Linked DNA regions of Homo sapiens: region 2 is linked to region 1. A link is an interaction called in ENCODE POLR2A ChIA-PET data of the cell type or tissue named here. Cell type or tissue: PC-3. All regions are shown on one strand.

The links. ChIA-PET counts read pairs that join two places held together with the same protein. Peaks named below come from ENCODE experiments on the same cell type or tissue, not always from the same donor. Only the 100,000 strongest peaks of a DNase experiment are listed, where the experiment ranks them.
Region 2: POLR2A ChIA-PET joins it to region 1 with 5 read pairs; 3 of 35 experiments call an interaction of 5 or more read pairs at or near these places.

What each region holds. Positions count from the first base shown.
Region 1 is chr7:79,459,771-79,464,770 of GRCh38, reverse strand. The region is part of intron 3 of MAGI2-AS3 (MAGI2 antisense RNA 3); the gene reads right to left. Among named protein-coding and RNA genes, the nearest start is that of MAGI2, 8.6 kb to the right of the region's middle. In PC-3, no CTCF peak of the experiment used is centred here; a DNase peak (open chromatin) is centred at 2,870; H3K4me3 peaks cover 490 bases; H3K27ac peaks cover 1,054 bases.
Region 2 is chr7:79,600,608-79,605,607 of GRCh38, reverse strand. No RefSeq gene overlaps it. Among named protein-coding and RNA genes, the nearest start is that of MAGI2, 150 kb to the right of the region's middle. In PC-3, no CTCF peak of the experiment used is centred here; no DNase peak of the experiment used is centred here.

The DNA of each region.
Region 1 (5,000 bases):
ATGGTGGGAATGGGTTAGGGAAGTTTTAAATTTTAAGTGGGAACCAAATTGTGGAAACCCTTATGAACTAACCTAAGAAGTAGTATAACTGAAGGCATGAAAGAATCAAAGTGAAAATTACCTACTCTCTGGCAAGCCAACTTCCCACTTCAGGACATAGAGTAGGTAATTTTCACTTTCATTCTTGTATGCATGAAAAGAATTTTCATTTCTCCTGGGCCTGAAAAGTCTTTCCTCCAGATTTTTGTACAACTAGATACTGTTCATTATTCAAGTCCTGGCCTAAAACACTTCCTAAGAGAAGCTCTCCCTTACCATCCAGCTAAAGTAGTGCCACACTATCATATCCACCTGTTAACTTTCCATTTCCTTTGTTTGTAAAGCTTTCGATATAGAAACATACAATAAATACCAATTTTACAACTTCATGTAGCATACACAAACATCTCCTTGATTCTTGCAAATTAGACTGAGAAAATCGTGGAAATTGCTAAGCAACGTTTGGTGTAGTGCAAACTCTAGGGATTTGCTGGCTGGCAACATTCCCTTCATCCTGTAATGAACATATTTTGTTCAGTAGTAGCCATATGAGTATGACTAAAGCAAAGAGACCCATTCAGAGATATTTGCATTTTCTTAACACAGAAAGAAAACTTTAGTGCAAAATTATCAGATAGTATGATAAAACATAGTGAAACATTTTGGGGAGGGTGGAAAAGATGTTTCTAGCCCACTAAATCATACCTCATATGCAAAACTTTCTGCTTTTCAAGAGAGACCTACATTTGTCTCCAGAGAAGAGGACTGGGAAATAAATCTCCATTAGTCCTAGGAAATGTAAACTTCTTTTATTTAGCTTTTCCTGATGAAGTGTAGGTTCAGGGAATTTTCATATATAAACCATTATCCTTTAAAATATGTGGGGGCTTATAAACGTAATATATCTGTTGTTCTTTGGTCTGTAAAATATTTCAATAAATTATTGAACTCTTGAAGCCACGAAATCAAACAAACTAAATATATGGTGTCTTTTACTTCTTCAATTTTCATTTTAAAATCCCCAAACACCTATTGTTAACAAATGAAGGAAACATTTCCTTATTTCCTGATCATCCCTACCAAAATATTGTTGACAATAGAAAAAAATTAATTATGGCCTATAGTAGGAAGCATAGTCATTAACAGTATGTCCTGGAAATTTTAAAATTTTATTAAAATGCCTAATCTCTACACTATAAAATATATGCAAACAATAAACTAGATTGGTATATGCAAACAATTTAAGATTGAAACTAGATAGGATTAATTTATAGAACATATATAGCTATTAATTGATCAATATCTTAATGAAAATTAACAGTGCATAAAAATATTCATAATTGTCCTTAAAGAACATGAACTAGGCCGGGCACCGTGGTTCACGTCTGTAATCCCAGAACTTTGGGAGGCCGAGGCAGGTGGATTATCTGAGGTCAGGAGTTCAAGACCAGCCTGACCAACATGGTGAAACCCCGTCTCTACTAAAAACAACAACAACAACAAAAATAGAAAAAAATTAGCTGGGCATGGTGGCGGGCACCTGTAATCCCAGCTACTCAGGAGGCTGAGGCAGGAGAATTGTTTGAACCCAGGAGGTAGAGGTTGCAGTGAGCTGAGATCATGCTGCTGCACTCTAGCCTGGGTGCAACAGAGTGAGACTCCGTCTCAAAGAAAAAAAAAAAGAATATGAGCTAAATTTTATCACATATTTATGTAAAATTTTGAATTGTATCATACGTATTTATTCACAGCATACTTTTATTTACCAAAGTACATCGTACATTATACAAATCTTAATTACATTTACATTATACATTTATAATATTAAAATTGTGCGAGTAGTCTTCAAATATCTGACAACTTTGGGGTCAGTGAATTATTTAAGAAAAAACTCAGAAGAGTTTTGAAAAAGGAGCAGGTGTGATTCTACAAATTCAATATGAGGCACCAGTGGGAGAAGTCAATTGGATGAGCACATGAAATATTAGGAGTGCTCGTGAGGGGGAAGTAACAGGTCTATTGTGTGCAGTGCTGGGCAGGCTGCATATGGAGAATGTGTTAAAAGAGCATTTGCAAACTTAAGCATTACTTGAAGATATTAAACAGAATGATGGAAGCCTGGTCTTTGATTATTTATTGCTGACATATGCATTGCAGTGATGGCATTAATGCCTAATGATTAAGCTAACATGAATTGACAATGAACAAGTCATGCTTTATAAATAAAAAATGCATGTTGTTTGATTTGACTCATTCTTTGTGAACCTATGCTAGCTTCATATTCTTTCTCTCGATGTCCTATTTTTTTGGTCTATAGTTTGTGAGGTTCACCTTTTTCCTCTTTAGAAAATGGTGATAGCTTTGCTTTTCAACTGACTCCCCTAATGTCCACTTTTCTTCAGAGATTACAGACAATGGTTTTCCAAATCTCCTTATTCTTTTATTGCCTTAGGATCTAATTGCAAGCAGTTGAAAGATTAAAATCCTCTAAAGAAATTAAATTATTTCTAATTATCCCATGACCTGTTTTAAACTACAATTTTCTCTTAAAGAAACTTACCCTCCATTTTTCTTTTAAAATTACTCCCTGTGATAGAGAAAGTAGGAGACAACTGTCTCAAAAATCTGCTTGCTCCTCTTGATCTATTAAAATACCATTAAAAATTTTGGGTTTACTTTGCTGGTGTCAGTTGATTTTGTGCTTACTATAATAGATCCATTTGACCCTTTCATATTCATTGATATGTACATGTACTGTTTTTTCCTACTACTGTAGTTTCTCTTATTCATTCAACCTCAGTGAGGAATACAAACATGAGTCATGCTCTCAAAGAAGCCTAGAAGTAAGGCTGAGATATGTCAACAGTGTTGTAATGCAAGCCAGGAAGAAACATGATAAAAGGTTCCAGTAGCATGTACTAAGAGTTCAGTAGATAAGGTTACTTTAGGTGATTATGTATAAATTTTAAAAAAACTTTCTATACGGGCTTTATTTAAGCTGGACTTCTAAAGAATCCCCTATCCAAGAAAATGGTTGGGCCTTAATAGGTCTATAAATTACATGAAATTATATGTAATATTTGGAAAATATGTGTATGCAATATAGAATGTATATATTGTGATAGAGAGAAAAGGGCAGAATAAGACTACTAGTATTCATCATATTCTGAAAGACATCCACACAGAGTAGTGTTTGGAGAGTTTTGCAACATTATTAAAAGAGTATGATTAGAATTACATTCTCATTGCTTCCAAATGTTCATCAGTGTTTTTGCTTCTCAACAATCTAAGCAAGCATGATGAACTTTTCATTGAATTTCTTGAAACATGCTTTTCCAGAGACTAGAAAACACATCTGATTGTTCCTTACTATTTTGCAATATAATATGTTCATTTCCTTCCCCAAATCTTTTCTTCACCTACAAGTTCACTGATAAAAATTAAGCCTATAATATTATTCCTTTGTTTCCTTTCACTTTCTGGGAATTGAAACTGTTGTCATTTTAAATCAACAATAAAATTATATTAAAAATAAGGGGCAGAATTAGAATATGGGCACTAGATATCTTATTAAAATAACAGAATACTCAACTTTTTTTTAATTGTATGGAGACTGATGGGAAACTGAATTCATACACTGAGAAGAGCTACAGAGAATAAAAAGAACAAATTAATATGTGCATTTAGAAAGCAGAGGGAATAGTAATATAAAAAAGGAGTTAAAAACATAAAAGTAGAGATAAGTAGTGTTTCACAGAGTTTTCTGTAAGGGTAAGTGCACGAAAAATGGCAAGATGGTTTTAAAAGATTTAGAATTCACAAAGTAGAAAGTGACAGAAATTGAACTACTCACTTAAATTTAAAAAGAGACGGGGGGATAGATTCAGCTACTTGATGGCATGAAATCAAAGTACTTGAATTTTTGAAGTGTATTTAAAAATCTAGTAAAGAATGCCTACAATTACAAAAGGTATGAGATTGTCTTTTTGAGTTTAGTAGAATATAAACTGACGACAAAAGACTGACAGGCACCAAATAAGTAGAGTGTAAAACAACAACAAAAAAAAGAAAGATAAATTCAGGTAATGATATTCAAGCAGTATGACTGCATAAGATTGCATAAGAAAGAATACATTTCCAAATCCAAAACAATATCATCCTGTTGTATTATATGCATATATTGAATACAATAACAAAAGTATCAAGAGTTCTTATTAAAGCACCCATTATCATTTATGTAAAATATTGCAAGACTTTAAAGTCACAGAACAAAACATATTTTTTCCCCATTATCTTTTTTGAGATGATCACATTTCTTCACACTTTGTGAACTGCGTAGTTAAGATGGAGCAATGATTTGAACTATTTGCAAATGCAGTTCCTTCCCCACTCTTTATATACTGTTTGGGCCATGAATCTATGGAAAGAGGTGTTTTACAAGAACGAAAGTCACATCATTCAGGACTTTCTAGCATAAAATGATCTAATATGCTTAGATTTAAGTGGTCAGATTTTGCCCCTTCCTCCCTTTCCTCTCCATGTTCCCAGATCATTTCCAGAGAGATAAGTAACTAATTGACAGTGTTGTTTGAGAGTAAATTCCTGAGTTATATAGAAGTTGGAACAATTATTCCCTCATAAAACTAAAACAAATTCTACAATAGTTACATGAAATGCAGAAGCACAATCAATGAACATTAATTCTTGACTGAAATGAAACAGCCCTGGTGTTTTCATGCAAACTTAGCTGCTATAAACCTAAAAGATGCAATCACCAAAAGATGTGAAGTCTTGAGGTAAAGATTAGCACTATAAATGCCATTTGATATCAGATGAAATATGCATTTCTGTACATGTGTTTAGAAGAATCTAAGCCCCTAAAACTTCTCCTCACTAACCCCAAGATGCCTGAATTTCTCAACATTAAGTTTTCACATCGTAATACAGTTTTCTTTCCTGGT
Region 2 (5,000 bases), 140 kb before region 1:
TTTTGGTGGAGTCTTTAGGATTTTCTATATAGAAGATCATGTCATCTTCAAACAAGGACAATTTGACTTCCTCCTTTCCAACTTTTATTGCCTTTTATTTCCTTCTCTTGCCTAATCGCTCTGGCTACGACTACCAGTAAAATATTGAATATGAGTGTTGAAAATAGGCAAGCTTGCCGGGAGTGGTGGCTCACACCTGTAATCCCAGCACTTTGGGAGGCCAAGGTGGGTGGATCACCTGAGGCTGGGAGTTCGAGACCAGCCTGACCAACATGGAGAAACCCTATCTCAACTAAAAATACAAAATTAGCCAGGCATGGTGGCACATGCCTGTAATCCCAGCTACTTGGGAGCTTGAGGCAGGAGAATCGCTTGAACCCAGGAGGCGGAGGTTGCGGTAAGCTGAGATCATGCTATTGCACATTGCACTCCAGCCTGGGCAACAAAACTGAAACTCCACCTCAAAAAAAAAAAAAAAAAAAAGTAGGCATCCTTGTCTTGTTCCTAATCTTGTCCTTATCTTAGAGAAAAAGCATTCAGCTTTTCCCTGTTTAGTGTGGTGTTAGCTGTGAATTAGTCATACATGGCCTTTATTGTGTTGATTTTCTATTTTTTTCCAAAATTTAATCTCGGCCCATTTTAAGTGTCCAGGAAGTTAACTATTTCTCTGATCTCAAACTTGTTGGCATATAGTTCAAATAGTCTCTTATGATCCTTTGTATTCACATGATATCAGTTGTAATGTCTCCTTTTTCATCTCTGATTTTAATTATTTGGATCTTTTCTCTCTCTTTTTTTTTTTTTTTGTCTAGCTAAATGTTTCTTGATTTTGTTTATCTTTAAAGAAAACTCTTCGTTTTGTTGATCTTTTGGGTATTTTAAGTCTCTGTTTCATTTATTTCTGCTCTGAGCTTTATTTCCTTTCTTCTAATAAACCAAAAGCGTTTTTGTTTTTCTAGTTTACACATTCTTATCCTTGTTTCCCTAGTTCTTTGAGGTGCATAGTCAGGATGTTTATTAGAAATCTTTCATCTTTTCTTTTTAGATGTAGGCATTTATTGCTATGAACTCCTCTGTTAGAACTACTTTTGTTGTGTCCCACAGGGTTTGGTATGATACGCTTCTATTCTCATTTGTCTCAAGAAATTTTTTTTGAATGTATTTTGGTATTTATTTCTATTCTTATAAGCAGTATGTTTATTCCTTGTCTCAAGAAATTTTTAAATTTTCCTTTAAATTTCATCATTGATTCTTCGGTTATTTAAAAGTGTGTTGTTTAATTTCCATGTATATGTAAGATTTCCAAAGTTTTTCTTCTATCATCTTTGTTTGCACACTTTGATGAAGCAAGCCTCCATGTAGGAGATGACAATAGAGCTCCAAAATGTGAGGGTGGCCTCCAGGCAGAGGCCAACAGGGCTCATTCTGTAAGCTCCTGGGCAGAGCTTAACAATACTACCAACAACCACTGACTGAGCTTGAGGATGGAACACTTCCAAATTAATTTAACGAGGCTCATATTACCTTGATACTGAAACTAGACAGGAATAGAACGAAAAAAGAAAGCTTCTACCAATATTCTTTACAAATAGACACCAAACAATCTTAACACAATATTAACAAATACAATTCAGCAACATATTTAAAACAAATTATACACCATAATCAAGTTGGTTTTATTCCATGGATGCAAGTCTTGTTCAATATTAAAAAGTCAATCAGCTAAATAAAAAAATCACATGATAATTAATTGTTGTAGAAAAAGCATTTGACAAAATTAAACACCCATATATGATTAAAAAAAAAGTATCAGAAAAAATAGGATCAGAATGGTACTTCCTCAACTTGATAAAGAATATCTACGAACACCATACAGCTAACATTATACTTGATGGAAAATGGAATGATTGGTCTCTAAGATTGAGGAGAAAGCAATAGTCTTCATCCTTATCATTTTTATTTAATGTAATAGTAGATGTTCTAGTCAGTGCAAAAGGGCAAAAAAAAAGAAATAGCAATCATAAAAATATAATTCTTCATATTTGCATATGACACAATAGTCTACATATATATTGCCTCTATCATGACTGTATCAGGCTCAACATCTTAAGTGTCATATTGTATTATAGTTTTGCAGATTTATCACTGGGGAACCAGGTAAATGGTACCTGGGATATCTCTGTACTGTTTCTTATACATGCACATGAATCTACAATTTTCTAAAACTAAAAAGTTAAATTTAAAAAAGGATTATGTTTAAAAACATTTTTAACTTCAGATATTGTTGCATTGTGCTTGAATATGTATAAGAATTGCATAATAAAAAATCCTAAATGTTCATCAATATGGGGATAGCTAAATAAATGATATGACATCCATTTGTAATGCTATGCAGCTGTAAACAGAAATTAGAAATCTCTTCCTTTACTAGGGAGAGTTCTCAAAAAGAACATTATAATATACTAGCATTTGTGTATTTTAAGGAGATAGATATCTGTATTGACTTAAATATCTAGAAACGTAAATAATATCTAACTGGGAGTTGCTGTTTGTGAAAGGAGATGGAAATTGGGCAGATGGGGAATAGAAGATGGATGAAGATATTTTACTACATATTTTTGACATTTGATCTATAACATTATGTTACTTAATAACAAAACAAAATAAGTTATTAAAAATGTTCTGCCCATACTAAAATTCTAAGGATTAAAAACAGTGTGATACTAGCACAAAGATAAAAAGATGGAACAATAAATCAATGGAATAGAATATTCTTATTACTATAATGAAGGTGGTCTTCTGACCAATAGAGAAAGAATTATTCATTTGTGGTGAGAAAATAATTGATAGGATATTTGACAGATGGTAGAATTGAGAATTTCCATATACCATGCATGAAGCTGAACTCTGGAGGAAATAAAGAATTACATGCAAGCCAGGCGCGGTGGCTCACGCCTGTAATGCCAGCACTTTGGGAGGCTGAGGCGGGCGGATCACCTGAGGTCGGGAGTTCGAGACCAGCCTAACCAATATGCTGAAACCCCGTCTCTACTAAAATTACAAAAATTAGCCTTGTGTGGTGGCCGGCACCTGTAGTCCCAGCTACACGGGAGGCTGAGGCAGGAGAATTGCTTGAACCTGGGAGGCGGAGGTTGCAGTGAGCCGAGATCACGCCACTGCACTCCAGCCCGGGAGACAGAGCGAGACTCCGTCTCAAAAAAAAAAAAAAAAGAAAAAAAAGAAAACAGAATTACATGCAGAAGTTAAAGCCATGGAAAATCTGAACGTATATGTAAATGTGTGTTTCCCTCATTTCAAGATAATGGGACTTCATAGATTTGAGAAAAAAGGAAAAATTCATAGAGAAAGAAAAGAATGGTTTACATTAAAATAGATCACAGACAATAGCGTTCCAAGTTTCTATTAGATTAAAAATATTAGTCATTCTTAAGACAATATTTGATTTTACACATAAATGTGCACGTCACTATTTATGTGTGTCCATATAAATAGTAAACAGTGATTTGAGCCAAAATAAGAATTGGATTAATTTAATAGTATTTTTTTCCCTATGTTTGAATGCAACTAAACCACTGCAAATCAGTATAAATCAAACTAATAATATAAGTTTATGGGTATGCAAAAATATGATATAATTTATATGACAGAAACATGACAGAAACAGCATTTGGAATTGTGGAATTCTATGAAATATTTTTTTCTTTTTACTTCCTATATTTTCCAAATGCTCTGCTGTGAACATGTGTTGGTAATTTAATTTGGAGATATGTGATTTTTATGTAGTTTTTATACTACAAAGAAACTGAAAATTTTCTATAGTGGATATTTGATTTTGCTCCAACATCTAAACAGCTTGGAAGCTGTTTTGTGATTTTTTTTCTAGTGAAAAAAATCTAAACCAGCTAAAAATCAATGACTTTTGTTAGAGCCACCAGAGAATTGAGGTCATAGGGCAAATCATCACTCTGAAATATGTAAGGCAAGAGGCAAACACAGAGAATCACAGTTGAGATCAGGTTACCAGGAACAGAAGTCATTAGAGCTGGTAACTGATAACAACACTTAAATAGTAATTTTGACAAATCTTTTCAAAATTCTATTGGGACATTTATTTATTTTATTTATTATTTGATTTCCATAGGTTATTGGGGAACAGGTGGTGTTTGATTACTTGAGTAAGTTCTTTAGTGGTGATTTATGAGATTTTGATGCACCCACCAATCATCAGGAATCTTTAGAAGCAGGGCATGGACAAGCTTGACAATTAAAATTGCCTGGAAACCCTGTATTAGATGGGATCCTAGGTCCCTACTTTTGTGGTTACAAAGAAAGGCAGGAGTGAGGGCCTTCCTGGAGCCCCCACCAGACTGTCGCTATAAAGATCTAACAAAAATTCCCTCATATTTTAGACATGCTCAGGGGGGAATGAACCATTTTAAAAAATATGTCCAGATCATTGTCCCTAACAAAGGTCTCCCCTCGAAGGGAAGTTACTTTGCCAGAGTATTATCTGATGTTGGGAAAGGGCAAGGAGACCACTTCAGCATTTTCTACCCTTTCTATCTCACTACAACGACCAAAAAAAAGGCTAAGAAATACTTCTGAAGGTCACAGCCTAGAGACTCAAGTCAAGTAAAAACTGAAGATTTAATGACAAGATTATATAATCCTTCCTCTCCTCCCAATTTTACCATCATATCATCATGTTTCCAGTAATAACCATGGACTGCAACAGAGAGCTGCAATACACAAACTCATATTAGAAGAAATTCTTTGAGAAATAAAAATATGGGAGAAAAAAAGAGGAAACGAGAGGAAACTGGTCTCTGGTATCCACAGCTACAACAAACTTTAAAACAGAGTCTGTTAGGATGTATATTTATCCTAATGCATCCTATTACTTGACACATCATGTCAGCTTTCAACAAAAAGTTAAAAGGACATGTTAAGAGAGAAGGAAGAGAAATACAAACTGAAGA